Linked DNA regions of Homo sapiens: region 1 is linked to region 2. Evidence: chromatin loops called from intact Hi-C (ENCODE). Cell type or tissue: CD14-positive monocyte. All regions are shown on one strand. Each heading gives the region's core, and the rest is flanking DNA. Links, peaks and the distances in the headings are about the cores only.

Region 1 (2,910 bases), core at 312-2,811, 85 kb after region 2:
CAGTGTGGGAGTCTGAGCAGGGACAGCCCTCATTTCTCCCGGGGCTTTGCCAGCAGGAGCTCCTTCCTCCCTCTTCCCTTTGCTCATGACCCAGCATTTCCCTGTCTGCCAGGGATGCGTTGCCCACATTCCCCAACTTCTCATTGATTTCCTCTGCTTGACTTGTTTCCTGTTGCCTGTTACTCAAGTTAAATCCTTGTTTTATTCTAAATTTACACCAATTCAAGTTAGTTTACCTCTTAGGCGACTCTTGCTTTGCTCCAGGCGGCTTCTGATTCATGCAATTATTGAGCAGGTCTGCAGGTGAGGGGGCTGAGCATTTGGTCCATTTGCTTCAAACCTGTGCAGTCTCTTCTTCACCCACCCATCTACCCATCCACTTACCACCCCATCATTCCATCCATTCACCTGTTCACCCACCCATCTACCCATTTACCCATCCACGCACCACTGCATCCTTCCGCCTATCCACCTGTTCACCCACCCACCCACCCATCTACCCTTCCACCCATCCACTTGTTCACCCACCCATCTACCGATCCACCCACCACCCCATCCTTCCACCCATCCACCTGTTCACCCACCCACCCACCCACCCACACATTTGCCCATCCACCCTCCACCCCATCCTTTCATCCATCCACCTGTCCACACACAAACCTATCCACCCTCCTGTCACCCATCCATCCTACACCCACAGACAGGAACTGACCCCTGGTTGTATCTGCTCGGTGTCCAATGCCCATTGTTAGAGAGACAAGGAGAAGTGAGATGCAGTATCTCCCTTCAATGAACTCTCATCTAGAGAGTGTCATCTTTTATCCTTCACTGAGAAAGACTGATTATTAACTTCCCCTCCCCCACCCTCAGCTTAGAACCATTGCAGCAAATGCTCTTTCCCAGGCACATAACTGAGCCGCAATCGTGACTGGGACTGGAACTATCAGATCCTTGTGTTGCCTGGATAACATTCTGCCATTCTTTCACTTCATTCATGCACCAAGTATGGACTGTGTGCCTCCCATGTATCAGGCATTGTGTGAAGAACTGGGGATAAAAGGGTTAAAACTGCTGGGCGTGGTGGCTCACACCTGTAATCTCAACACTTTGGGAGGCTGAGGTGGTGGGGGTGATTGCCTAAGGCCAGGAGTTCAAGACCAGCCTGGGCAACATAGCAAGGCCCCCAACTTCACAAAACATTTAAAAATTAGCTAGGCATGGTGGTGCATACCTGTAGTCCCAGCTACTTAAGAGGCTGAATTGGGAGGATCACTTGAGCCCTGGAGGTTGAGGCTGCAGTGAACTCTGATCACACCACTGCACTCCAGCCTGGGTGACAGAGTAAGACTTTGTTTCTGAAAAACAAAACAATAAAAGAAATGTTAGAAGGACACGGCCCCAGTGTGTGGAAGCCAGCAGTCCCTGCCCAGCCCCTGGAGCACCAGGCACTGCCTAATTCATCTCAAGCCTCTCCCTCTGCGATTCATCAAGCAGAGTCACTGTGCTGTCTAGTAAAACTTCTGGGGTGTAATCTCCTTCTGGGGTGTGACTCCTTGAGGGCTGAGACCCTTTCCTGTTTGTCTTGCTTCTCACAGTGGCCAGCCCAGAGCCTATGTCATGTGGGCAGCCCATGCGTGTGGGATGAGTGGTTGAGGGAACAAATATGACACAGGCAGCGTTTAGGGCAGAGAGGAGGAAGTAAAGTCATTAGCCAAATAGTCAAGACTCCAGCACCTTGAGTCCTGTCCTCAGCCCACACTAGCTGGGTGACCTGAGGAGGATGACCCAACTTCTCAGGGCCTCAGTTTTGCATCTGTGAAACAGGGGTGACAGCAGTCCCCGTCGCGGGGCTGCTGTGAGGGTTCAATTAGCTAGTATAAATAAAGTGCAATAGCAAAGACGTAGAATCAACCTGGGTGCCCATCCGTGGTGGATTGGTTAAAGAAAACGTGCTACACACACCACGGAATACTATGCAGCCATGAAAAAGAATGAAATCACGTCCTTTGCTGCAACATGGATGCAGCTGGAGGTCATAGTCCTAAGTGAATTAATGCAGGAACAGAAAACTAAATACTGCACATTCTCATTTGTAAGTGGGAGCTGAACGTTGGGTACACATGTACATAAAGATGGGAACAACAGACACTGGGGTCTCCAGAAGGGGAGAGGGAGGGAAGGGAGCAAGGGCTGCAAAACCACCTATCAGGCACTCTGCTCACTATTTGGGTGACAGGATCAACAGAAGTGCAAACCTCAGCACCCCGCAATATACCTGTGTAATAGACCTGCACATGTACCTGCTGAATCTAAAATTTTAAAAAAGAAGCTGAGTGAGATGGCTCATGCCTGTAATCCCATCACTTTGGGAGGCCAAGGCAGGTGGATCGCCTGAGGCCAGGAGTTCAAGACCAGCCTGAGAAACCCCATCTCTACTAAAAAAATAAATAAAATAAAAAGGAGAGAAGAAAAAAATTGTTTTTACTAAGAAAATAAATAAAGTGCATGGTGCTATAAATGTCATCATGGCAGCTCCTGTGTCGGCCGCCCGATATCACTATCCCATGCCCGCTTCTTCTTTCCACCTCCTGAGCTTCCCAGACAGTGCTCCCAAACTGTCACCACACCGGAACGCCACGCCTTCAGGGTGGGTTTTTGGAGCAGAGCGTCTTCCCGAGTACCTCTGTATTTGTGTATTTTTACACTTTAGAATTAAAATAAATTGTATTTTAAGAAAATGTGGGGGTACAACAGGGATTGTCCTTCAAAGAGAGAAGTGAGAGTGACTGCAGGCAGGGAGAGGAAGGGCAGAAACTTTAGGGTAACTCCACTCGGGCCCCGTGGGTGAAGATGGGGCGGAAACGGACCCAGAAATCCGAGGGTTTCTGCCCACCAGGTTTCTGTTCTCTT
Region 2 (2,910 bases), core at 225-2,724:
GAGTGATCTCGGCTCACTGCAACCTCTGCCTCCTGGGTTCAAGCGATTCTCCTGCCTCAGCCTCCCGAGTAGCTGGGACTACAGGTGCGTGCCACCACGCCTGGCTAATTTTTTTGTATTTTTAGTAGAGATGGGGTTTCACCATGTTAGCCAGGATGTTCTCGATTTCCTGACCTCGTGATCCACTTGCCTCGGCCTCCCAAAGTGCAGGGATTACAGGTGTGAGCCACTGCGCCTGGCCCAGAAATTTATTGAAAATGACTGTGTGGAGGCTGGGTGCAGGGGCTCACGCCTGTAATCCCAGCATTTTGGGAGGCCGAGCTGGGCTGGTCGCTGGAAGCCAGGAGTTCGAGACTACCCTGGCCAACATAAGGAAACCTCATCTCTACTAAAAATACACAAATTAGCCAAGCATGGTGGCACACACCTGTAATCCCAGCTACTCAGGAGGTTGAGACAGGAGGAATGCTTGAACCTGGGAGGCAGAGGTTGCAGCAGTGAGCCGAGATTGCACCACTATACTCCAGCCTGGGTGATGGAGTGAGAATCTGTTTCAAAGAAAGAAAATAAATAAAAATAAAAATAAATAAAATGACTGTGTGGGCCGGGTCCAGTGGCTCATGCCTGTAATTCTAACACTTTGGGAGACTGAGGTGGAAGGATTGTTTGAGCCCAGGAGGCAGAGGTTGCAGTGAGCTATGATTATGCCACTGGACTCCATCTTGGGCAACAGGGTGAGACCCTGTCTCAAAGAAAAAAAAAAAATGGTTGGCCTGGGACTACAGGTGTGTACCACCATACCTGGCTAATTTTTAAAAACATTTTTTGTAGAGATGGGGTCTGGCTATGTTACCCGGGCTAGTTTCAAACTCCTGGCCTCAAATGATGCTCCTGCCTCAACCTCCCAAGGTGCTGGGATTAAAGGCATGAGCCATGGTGCCCAGCTTGAATTGACCTATTTTTATTTTTAAAATTTATTCATTTATTTTTTGGGACAGAGTCTTGCCCTGTCTCTCAGGCTGGAGTGCAGTGGTGCTATCTCGGCTCACTGCAACCTCTGCCTCCTGGGTTCAAGCAATTCTCTTGCCTCAGCCTCCCATTTAGCTGGGATTACAGGTACGCACCACCACGTGTGGCTAATTTTTTGTATTTTTAGTAGAGGCGGGGTTTCACCATGTTGCCCAGGCTGATCTTGAACTCCTGAGCTCAGGCAATCCACCCCCTTGGCCTCCCAAAGTGCTAGGATTACAAGCATGAGCCACCGCGCCTGGTCCTATTTTTAAATGACTTCTGGTTTTTGTGTCATTCTTAGGAAGACCTTTTCTCATTCTGAGTCTTAACATTTTCCCATTTTTTTCTTTGCTAATTCTTCCTCCTAGTCATAGGAATTTAGGAATCCGGGTATGGGCCCCCACCGTCCTCTGGGTGGCAGAACTTCCTCTGTGGTCTCCTTCTCTCCCCACATGTCGAAGTTTTCTCTGTTCCCACTTCTCCCCACAGGGTGGTGGTTGGAGCCCCCCAGGAGATAGTGGCTGCCAACCAAAGGGGCAGCCTCTACCAGTGCGACTACAGCACAGGCTCATGCGAGCCCATCCGCCTGCAGGGTGAGTCACTGCCCCGCCGGGCTGGGACTGGGATTCCCCTGTGAACACATAGGGACTTTCCAGGCACTCCTGTGTCCTGGGGATCTGTGGTGGGGACACAGGTGCCTGCCTCCGTACCCTCTCCTCTGCCTGCAGTCTCTACCCTAGACATCCCCAGGCAACCCCTCTGTGTTCCTTTCTTTCCCAAGATTTAGGATCCCCCTTCACCGTCAGACCTCCTTGTCTCCCGCATGGAGGTGACCCCTGCCCAGCTCTTCCACAGCCTTCTCTGTCCCCCCACCAGGGTGACCATGCCCATATCTGTCCCCGCAGTCCCCGTGGAGGCCGTGAACATGTCCCTGGGCCTGTCCCTGGCAGCCACCACCAGCCCCCCTCAGCTGCTGGTGAGTGGGGCTCGATCAGAGGAGCATCCTAATGGGGGTGTTTGGGGGCCCACGCATGGTGGGGCTGGGGGTCTTGTGGAGGGTGGAGGTGCTGGGGTACAAGGACAGGAAGCAGGGGCAGCCCCTTCCACTGGCTCCTGTCCCCTAGGCCTGTGGTCCCACCGTGCACCAGACTTGCAGTGAGAACACGTATGTGAAAGGGCTCTGCTTCCTGTTTGGATCCAACCTACGGCAGCAGCCCCAGAAGTTCCCAGAGGCCCTCCGAGGTGGGTTGCCTTTGGCAGAGGGAACAGATGCGCAGCAAAAGACCAGGGGAGGGGGCAGGACTGAGGTGACGTCTGCTCAAGGTCTGGGCTCTGGGTGCAGAAGAGTGGGGGAACTGGGTCCCATTAGAGTCAGAAGCTAGGGAGGTGCTAGGGTCTTGTACTTTAGGAAAACGCCTTGGCTAGGCACAGTGGCTCATACCTGCAATCCCAAAGCTTTGGGAGCCCAGGAGCTTGAGATCAGCCTGGGCAATGTAGTGAGATCCTGTCTCTAAAAAAAAAAAAAAAAAAAATTAGCTGAGTGTGGTGATGAGCACCTGTAGTCTTAGCTATTTGGAGGCCAAGGTGGGAAGATTGCTTGAGGCCACAAGTTCAAGGCAAGCCTGGGCAACATAGGGAGATCCCCGTCTCTACAAAAAAAAAAAAAAATTAGCCAGGCGTGGTGGCACACACCTGCAGTCCCAGCTACTCAGGAGGATCACTTGAGCCTGGGAAGTTGAAGCTGCAGCAAGTTATGATTGCACCACTGTACTCCAACCTGGGTGACAGAGCAAGACCCTGTCTTTAAAAAATAAGTCCAGGTCACACTGCAGAGGAGGGGATGGTGCAAGGTGTCATTGGCAAGAGGTGGGAATCTTGGGGACCATCCTGGGGGGCGGC

What was found. Peaks named below come from ENCODE experiments on the same cell type or tissue, not always from the same donor. Only the 100,000 strongest peaks of a DNase experiment are listed, where the experiment ranks them.
Region 1: a loop joins it to region 2, with 2.4 times the contacts of the local background. A loop is called at or near these places in 5 of 110 quality-filtered maps.

What each region holds. Positions count from the first base shown.
Region 1 is chr16:31,348,821-31,351,730 of GRCh38, forward strand. No RefSeq gene overlaps it. Among named protein-coding and RNA genes, the nearest start is that of ITGAX, 4.9 kb to the right of the region's middle. In CD14-positive monocyte, for the core only: no CTCF peak of the experiment used is centred there; a DNase peak (open chromatin) is centred at 1,621; H3K4me3 peaks cover 1,786 bases; H3K27ac peaks cover 2,308 bases.
Region 2 is chr16:31,263,895-31,266,804 of GRCh38, forward strand. ITGAM (integrin subunit alpha M) reads left to right here. Exons shown (of 30, transcript NM_000632.4): 3 at 1,501-1,604; 4 at 1,917-1,987; 5 at 2,136-2,253. Among named protein-coding and RNA genes, the nearest start is that of ITGAM, 5.4 kb to the left of the region's middle. RefSeq lists enhancers at 1,160-2,359, 1,474-1,953. In CD14-positive monocyte, for the core only: no CTCF peak of the experiment used is centred there; a DNase peak (open chromatin) is centred at 1,627; H3K27ac peaks cover 1,740 bases.